Regions from separate parts of the Homo sapiens genome. Here regions 1 and 2 are each linked to region 3. The links are chromatin contacts, found by Hi-C or POLR2A ChIA-PET in ENCODE. All regions are on one chromosome and are shown on one strand. The core of a region is the stretch at or near the end of the contact, and the rest is flanking DNA. Distances in the headings are between cores, read along the strand shown. Region 1 holds the start of RPS4X (ribosomal protein S4 X-linked). Region 2 holds the start of NEXMIF (neurite extension and migration factor). Region 3 holds the start of CHIC1 (cysteine rich hydrophobic domain 1).

Region 1 (2,802 bases), core at 259-2,758, 1.3 Mb after region 3:
GGGACCACGAGCCCACAGAACCAGAGGGACTTGAACTGTGCATTTCCAAGGCTGAGGTGTGGGATTAGGTGGTACCCAGGAAGGGGGTTTGGCTGTTTGTGGCAGTTCCAAGCTAAGGAATCGAGTCCACAAGCAGTCTTGAAAGAGCTGACTCTAGCCAGGCGCAGTGGCTCAGGCCTGTAATCCCAGCACTTTGGGAGGTCGAGGCGGGCGGATCGCTTGAGTCCAGGAGTTTGAGACCAGCCTAGGTAACATGGCGAAACCCCGTCTCTACAAAAAAATAAAACTACAAAAAATTAGTTGGGTGCAGTGGCGTGCGCCTGTTGTCCCAGCTACTCGTGGGGGCTGAAGTGAGAGGATCGCTTGAGCCCGGGCTGTCTGTCGAGGCTGCAGTGAGCCATGCACTACAGCCTGGGTGACAGAGTGAGACCCTGTCTCCCAAACAAACAAACAAAAAGAGCTGACTCCCTCGGAACAAACTAGCTTGGTGGGGCTTGAGCTTTGAAGTTTGGGATTGGGGAGAGAGAGCAATGGAGCCAGATAAAGTTCAGACCTGCTCCCTTACGGCAGGAAACAGAGGGCCAAGGGCAGTTTCGAAGCAGGATCAGATCTACATTTTAGTTAGATATAACCAGACGATTTCTAATATCCTCTCTCCTCCCTGAGTCTCTATAAGTGCCAAATGCGTTGTACAGGAAGCAAGGGGGAGGATGTCAGAGTTCAAGCAGAGAAGCAAGAGGGGGTTAAAAACGTTGTTGGCTCTTCCCAACTCAGTATGGGCTGCCTGGCTGGCTCAAGGGAACACAAAAAAGGGACAGACAAAATACGTTTAAGAAATAACATTAAATATTTATTAAAATGTATTCTATTGATTATATACAAGTTCTTTGTTTTGTTTTGTTTTGTTTTGTTTTTGAGACGGAGTCTCGCTCTGTCGCCCAGGCTGGAGTGCAGTGGCGCGATCTCGGCTCACTGCAAGCTCCACCTCCGGGGTTCACGCCATTCTCCTGCCTCAGCTTCCCGAGTAGCTGGGACTACAGGCGCCCGCCACTATGCCCGGCTAATTTTTTTGTATTTTTTTTTAGTATAGACGGGGTTTCACTGTGTTAGCCAGGATGGTCTCGATCTCCTGACCTCATGATCCGCCCGCCTCGGCCTCCCAAAGTGCTGGGATTACAGGCGTAGAATCATCTGTACGTGAGACTGGAAGTAAGCTCACTTTGAACTCTCCTTGAGGCCAGGGATGTTGTGTAGCTCATCTTTGTATTCCCAGCACCTAGCACAGAATAAGGCACACAAGAGGCGCTCAGCAAATATGGGAGGAGGAAGGGCGGAAAAAGGGGAGGGAGGAAATCGCCCTTAGGAGACACCCTCTTTCCGCGGCGGTTCCTCAACTCGGGACTTCTGACCTCCCACCAGCAGATGGCAAGAAAGAGTCCCGGCGCGCCAGCAAAGGGCTGAGCTGGGCGGAGCAGCTGAAAATCCGGCGCGCGCAGTCTCCAGCCCCAATTTCTACGCGCACCGGAAGACGGAGGTCCTCTTTCCTTGCCTAACGCAGCCATGGTAAGCCGTTTAGTTAGCGAGCTCTTAGGACGTATCCGCCTCCATCCTCCCCCGGCCGGGGCTGCCCGAGGTTTCGGGATTCCTACTGGGGATGGCCGGGCAGAGGCGAAGGGATCACGGCCTCCGTGGTAGGCCGGGACGGGCTCCAGGGCGAAGGGCGAACGCTGGCCTAGGGTTGGGGAGGCGCAGATCTGGTGCTGCTGTTGGGAAGGCCTCGGTTTCTGACCCGGCCATACGTCCTGATCCCGGGAGAAGCTGCTTTTCCTCCCGGGCCGGAGCCGCGGCTGGGCCAGGAGCTCAGACTGCGAGCCCGAGGTTGGTGGGCGCTGGGGGTGCCCGGCGGAGAAAGGTTTTCTTTGTCATTGCCTTTTTGGCACGGCCTGACTTTACCATACGTGGCCGGTAAGCATCTGGACACAGCATTAAAAAGGCTTCCTTACTCTTTTTAAAGTAAAATTGGTGTCAGCTTTTGGCTTTAGTGTACGAAGGAGCAGCACATGTGTTTGTGCGGATGTCAGAATCTTGTTCCATACGTGTCAAAAACAGACGGTAATAAATTGTGAAAACTTTAGAAACACAGGTAGACTCCTGGCTCATTTCTGTTGCTGTGCGTTTCACTAGTATGGTGTTCTTGAAAGACCCTAACCTCTAAGCAGATACAGTTTCAAACAGTAACATGGAAACACTTTAGCAAGGTTCTGAAAGATAGTAATCAGTAAACGTTCTGAAACATAGTAACCAAGAATATTCTCTGTTACAATAAGAAGGCTTGTTGCAGCTTATGGATCTCACGGTGTTTGTTAAATAACTGTGTTTGTTTCTGTTTTATCGGAACACTATACTTTAATATTGTCCACATTTTGCTGAAGATGAAACTAAACTAAGAGTTTAGTTTCACACTAGGTTTTATAAGCTGTTCTGAAACCTGATTAACAGCATTGCAATCTAAAACTTTCAGGCTCGTGGTCCCAAGAAGCATCTGAAGCGGGTGGCAGCTCCAAAGCATTGGATGCTGGATAAATTGACCGGTGTGTTTGTAAGTATCTTATATAAATATTTCCGTGGCCACTGTTTTTAAGTGTCTCCCAGGACTCATTTGGGGACCAGGCTAGGGGAGGAATATCTATTCTTGGCTTCCTCTGCCCTTGAAGGAGCTATACTATCTAGCTGTCCTCCACTTCCAATCGATTTAATATTTTTGTGCCTCATTTATTCCACATACCACATAGTACATTTACA
Region 2 (2,754 bases), core at 75-2,574, 1.4 Mb before region 3:
GCGCCTCAAACTTGGTAAAGTGACCCAGACCTTATTGTCAATGGGATATCTGGAACATTTATCTCCTGTACTTTGCCAGGGAAAAGAAAATATACCCCCGCCTCTGCACTGTTTCTGGGGAGGGATTGTGTGACAGGTGATGGTGAGAAGTTGCACACATCAGATCTCAAAGCCTGAGCCCTCGTAGCAAAATGACGCTGTAGCTGTGGCAGCAAAGAAATCTGAAATGAGGCCCTGCCTGACTGGAGAAGCTGTGCTTTGGCAATGATGTTGGAGCAAGTGCACACAAAGTAGCTACTTTTACCCCTTCTGTTCTAGTACCAACCTTTTCATCTCTTGCCTTGGCTCCTAGTGGTGACAAATCTCCCGAGGCTCAGGCCTCAACCTTGCACCCAGGACTCCAGAAGTACTAAATGGTCCCTCCTGAGTTGCTCTCCAATCGTTTTGCTGTTTCCTGTTGAGTTCCCAGGACGTCTGAAGGAAAATGACCACCTAAGAGATTTTTCAATGACAGCCATCAGGCAGATCTGTTTTCCTTCCTGGCCATATTCAGCTTCCCTTCTTTCCTTTATTCCCCAAACGTCACTCCCCAATTGTCTGCCTTCATCCAACCCTTCAAAAAGGACCCACCTTCCTGGGGGCCCAGGCCCTTAAGTTAAGAGTAGGTAAAGGTTGAATGGTTAGATGCTTGGTGGATGAAACCATTCAAATATTCTTCCCCAAACTTCAGAGTGCCCCTCTCCGCACACACAACTGCCCTAAAAGGCATGGGAGAGTGGTGTCCGGTTGCGTGTCTGCCAGGGGAAGAACGCACCACTGGCGTAGTGGACTGGAAGGGCAGCAGGAACGCGAGTGGGGGGCGGGGTGGGAATGGGGAAGGGGGGTGCGCGCCCTTTATGACAGGTGGCCGCGCAGTGCGCGCTCCCGGGCGCCCGAGGGGAGGGAAGGACAGACGGACAGAGTTGGGGGGGCACATAAGGAAGGGACCATAGAGAGGGTAAGGAGAGCGGGAGGGAAAGGGAGAGCTGTGGTGGGGAAGAAGGGTAGAGGGGGGAAGGCGTCCAGCAAGAACAGCCGTGTTGGAGGAAACAATGGCAGGGGCAACAGCGATGGTGGCAGCAGAGGCGGCCCCACTCTGGGCACCTTTCTGAATGGGCAGAGACAGCTCCGGGAGAAGAGGGGACCAGGCAGTGCCTGCAGAGGCTCTGAGAAAAGCGGCAGAGGGAGGAGAAGAGGGAGGAGGAAGAGAAGGAGGAGGAGGAGTAGGAGGAGGAGGAGGAAGGGGGAGGAGGGGGGACGAGGCAGGGGAAGAACCTGGGAAGGAAAACCAGTAGCATCAGCAGCAGCAGCAGCAGCCGCCGCCGCCACCACCGCCGCCACAGCAGTAGCATTAGCGGCAGTAGCAGCATTTAGCAATAGCTTTAACAGCTATAGCGACAGTAGCAGCCGCCCTCCTCTCTCCCTCTCGCGGACGGCCGCAGCCACCGCACAGAGCGGGCTCCAGGCGCCGAGCGCGCAGCCCGCTCGCTAGGTAGCTCCAGCCGGGGCGAGCGACAGTGTAAGCGAAGCACGGACCCTTGGAGCAGCCGGGCAGCCGCGGAGGCTCTGAGTTTCAGGGCCAGAGCCCGACAGCTCTGACTCCATCTAGCGCGGCGGCGGCGGAGCCTGAGGGAGCGAGCGAGGAGAGAGGCGCGTCCACCTGGCGGGCCCAGCGTATGGAGCTGAGGCAGAGGCGGCGGCGGCGGCGGCAGCAGTAGCAGCGGCGGTGGCGGCTAAGGCAGCTCGAACAGCTGCGGCGACGGCGACAGCCCAGCCTTGACTGCGACCGCGCTAGCTACAGCGCCTGCTGCCTGAGCCCGCCAGCGACGTGCGCCTCGGGAGTCGGCCTGTGAGGTGAGTAGGAGCGCTGCCATACAGCTTCCTGGCCTTCTCGCCGGCTCCCCGGCTGGCTCGGGGTGGCGGCCGCAGGGGGTGGAATGAACTGGGGTAAGTCGAGCTAGACGAGAAGGAAGGGAAAACGGAACGGAGGACGTCTGTATGCGAATGTGTGTGTCTGTGTATGAGGGAGCGAGGCCGCTAGGGCGAGAGATCCCGGCTCGCCCTGACAGGCACTGCAATCTAGGAAAGGCCTCTGTGCTTGCGCCGTAGGAAGGGGGTTGCGGGGGGAGGGGAAGCGAGCGGACCGGAGCCGCCGCGCTTACACGCACGCAGCTCGGCAGAGTGCCGCCTCCTTTCGGACTGGTGCAGGGTAGAGCCTGGCCAGGGAATGGGGCATGGGCATGGCACGCTTCGGCGAGAGCGGGAAAACCCACGCGGCGGCCGAGGCCGGGCGCTCGGACCAAAGCCGCAAAGGTGCGAAGCCGGGCGGCCGTGGCGACCACAGAGCGCCCCCAGGACACGCGCCACTCGGCCGAGGCTGCGGACAGGTTTAAGTTGGAGGCCAGACCGAGCCTCGCCCAGCTCATCTCCTTTGCGGAAATTGGCTTGTGGCCCCTTCGCGCTCTCGGTGGCGGTCGAATTGACGCTTTTCTGTGTGGCTTCTGGCGCTTCTCTCTGCCGCGCCCCGCAGCACACGTCGGCTCGCGTCTTGTACACCCTGTAGGGCGGGAAGGCCGTGAGCCGGCGCGGGGAGCGGAGTCCCGCTCCGGGAAAGTGTGGAAACCGCGCTGCTGAGTTGGCGCCGTTCCGCTGAGGAATTCAGCGATTTCAGCATGACTGCTTCTGTCTGTCTGATTCGTGAGGGACCGAATCACC
Region 3 (2,700 bases), core at 21-2,520:
AATATTCAATTTTTCCTCAAGATTTCAATTTTTTAAAAAACCACCCTGGATAAATTTTAAAGAAATTATGCTCAGCTCCCAAAGTATTAATTTCCATATATATTTAATGCCTGTATATTTCATACTTGGGCATACAAAATCCCTTGGAGGTAAATTATCTCAGAACTGAAAAGCTTTAGAAACCATCTACTCCAAACCCTTCATTTTAGAGATGAAGAAATCAAGGCGCAGAAATGAGAAAAAGCAACCTGACCAAGGTCACAGGGCCAGTAAGAAGCAAAACCGGGACCAGCGTCTAAGAGCCCTGACTCAATCCATTTCTTTTTCTACTTTCCATAGCTGCCTCTCATCCTGAACCTCTAATCGAGTGATATATAAGGAAGGATTCGATAGGAAGAATGGATGGATGAATACGTGGGTGAATGAACATTCTATTATTATTCACAAAATATATCATGTTTCTGTTTTGAAGAATGCAAGCCTAGTTCTTGTCACATGTCACAGCAATTGCTGTTTCCCACAAAGTATCAATCTTGTCAGCAAAAAACCCTCTGGTACATCCTGCAGTTTAGAGACTGTTCACTTGCCAGCATACATACAAGAAAGGAGACTCACCCCTACTCCAATCGCTCTGGCTCCCAAACCCCTAACTTCCCTCTCCTATACTCACTCTTTACCTGGCATTGGTGCATCATATTTACATTCTCCTCACTTCCTTCACACGTATCCACCCATGGTTTCCCCATTTAGACCAGGTGTCCTTTCCTAAGTGTACGCCTCAGTCAATCAGTCAACCCTCCCCCACTCCACAGGCCCCTCGATCACTTCTCATTCCTCTGTTGCCAAATCTCAGGCATTTCAAGTCCCAAGACCCCCTCTCGCTTACACAGTGATGTGGCCGGCACCCCGCACTAATACAGGGTCGGGAGCATATCTCCGCAGATGCTCCTCGCTCACTACCCGAGGCGGGGGCGGCGCTTCCTCCTCCTCTTCCTCCTCCTCCTCTTCTTCCTCCTCCTCCTCTTCCTCCTCTTCCTCCTCATCCTCCTCGTCATCGTCGGGCCCAGATACCGACGACGACGACGACGGCGACGACGACGACGTTGCCGCTTCTTCTTCCTCCTCCTCCTCCAGTTCCGAGATGGTGTCGAACTCCGCCATGTTGGGCAGCAGGATGCTCATCACGTGACCTCGCGATCGCCGCCACGCTCCCGGAGAAGAGTTTGAACCTGCCGAGGTGCTGCAAGAGGAGGGGGAACGAAATGAAGAGAAAGAGGAGGGGTGTAGGGACAGGATTTGAGGAGACGCGCCTGCGTGTTGGGCAGACGGGGGGGTGGGGGGGCGGCTGCTGGAGGCGGGGGCACTAGAGAGGAGCAAAGTCAGTGTACGCTTGCGCAGCTCCAAGGGGAGGGGGCCGCTAGAGGTGAACTCCAAGGAGTTATCCAGGTCCGGTCTGCGGGTGCTCGCCTTAATACTGCTCTCTGAGCGTCAGCTACTTGTATTCGGGGTATCTTCTGATTTTATTGCTTATTAATTAATGCTGGGCATTATTAACCCAACTGCAGGCGGGTGAGAGAAAGCATATTGTATAAAAGTAAGGTTAGAACTTTGTCCAAAATATCTCAAGGTATATACCAATCCCTTACGTTTGTTCAGCATTACAGTTTAAAAGCCTTGCGTCATAACTTTGCCACAATCTTGGGAGGCAGGGTAAGCACTTTTATTAGCATTTTACTTAAGAGGAAACTTTTTACTACTTCTCCTATGTAATACTTAACGGAGGACTTATTAACTCAGGGACTGTGCTAAGTGCTCTGTATGTATATCTCATTTAATCCTCTGCAACCCTATGAGGTATGTATCATGATGATTTTATATTACAGATGGGAAATCTAGGTGCAGAGAAAATAAGTAATTTGTCCAGTGTCAGGGAGCTACTAAATGGGAGACCTGGTTTTAAATTTGGTGGTCTCTTCTGATTCCAGAAGCCCAGTACTCTTAACCAAAGGGCTGTACTGCCTGAAGTTGTTTGGAAAGATTTTGTAGAATGGTGCCTCTTGGGCTCTTCCTTAAAAGATGAATCAGAATATGCATGTTTGAATTTTGGAGTGTTTTTTGGGGGAGGGGGCGGATGGAGGGGGTGAAAGGAGCATTCCAACCTAAGGAAACCTTAATTAACATCATCCATTTTCCAGACACTGAGCTAGACCCTCACATACAATATTTCAGTTAACCCTTAATCCTGAGAGGTAAGTATCATTATATCTATTTTATTACATGACAAAAGTGGGTCTCAGAAGTTTAAGTAATTTATTCAAGTCTATGGTGACCTTTTGTTCAAAATTTTCCATTTTAAATGGTCTATCCTATCTTCTTTACACTCACTAAAATGTTGTGGGGATCACATATTTTGCGTATCTAAATAGTGTGCCAAACTGTTTCATACTTGGCAGCAGCACAAAAATCCATATCATTAAGACAGTAAAGTCACACAGCTGCTAAGTAACAGAACAAACACTGTAATCCAGGCATTCTAATACCAGCTTCACTGCTCTTTCTGCTACTCTACGGCTGCATCCCAATCAGATGGTGTGTCTCTGGGGAAACAGACATAGTCAAACTTTAATTTAGGATGAGCACGACATTATCAGTATAAACAAAGCATTTAATGTGTGTGAAGTAGGAAGAAATTAGTTCTGT

The links. A loop is a pair of places that touch in the nucleus more often than their neighbours do. ChIA-PET counts read pairs that join two places held with the same protein, here RNA polymerase II (POLR2A). Pooled maps may share reads with other maps.
Region 1: a map of CD4-positive, alpha-beta T cell shows a loop between it and region 3 (5-fold over the local background). The contact joins the promoter of RPS4X here to the promoter of CHIC1 in region 3. A Hi-C loop is called at or near these places in 3 of 168 maps with a recorded cell type or tissue (CD4-positive, alpha-beta T cell, CD8-positive, alpha-beta T cell and naive thymus-derived CD4-positive, alpha-beta T cell) and 9 of 50 pooled maps. POLR2A ChIA-PET finds 5 or more read pairs at or near these places in 1 of 52 experiments (activated T-cell).
Region 2: a loop to region 3 is called in a pooled map, with 6 times the contacts of the local background. The contact joins the promoter of NEXMIF here to the promoter of CHIC1 in region 3. A Hi-C loop is called at or near these places in 5 of 50 pooled maps.

What each region holds. Positions count from the first base shown.
Region 1 is chrX:72,275,954-72,278,755 of GRCh38, reverse strand. It overlaps RPS4X (ribosomal protein S4 X-linked), which reads left to right and starts at 1,508. Exons shown (of 7, transcript NM_001007.5): 1 at 1,508-1,563; 2 at 2,522-2,599. The coding sequence starts at 1,561. RefSeq lists enhancers at 1,689-1,758, 1,929-2,008.
Region 2 is chrX:74,924,022-74,926,775 of GRCh38, reverse strand. NEXMIF (neurite extension and migration factor) reads left to right here and starts at 1,324. Exons shown (of 4, transcript NM_001008537.3): 1 at 1,324-1,893. RefSeq lists a silencer at 2,286-2,445.
Region 3 is chrX:73,561,767-73,564,466 of GRCh38, reverse strand. CHIC1 (cysteine rich hydrophobic domain 1) reads right to left here and starts at 1,270. Exons shown (of 6, transcript NM_001039840.4): 1 at 887-1,270. The coding sequence starts at 1,182. It also overlaps the pseudogene MAP2K4P1. RefSeq lists a silencer at 1,291-1,350.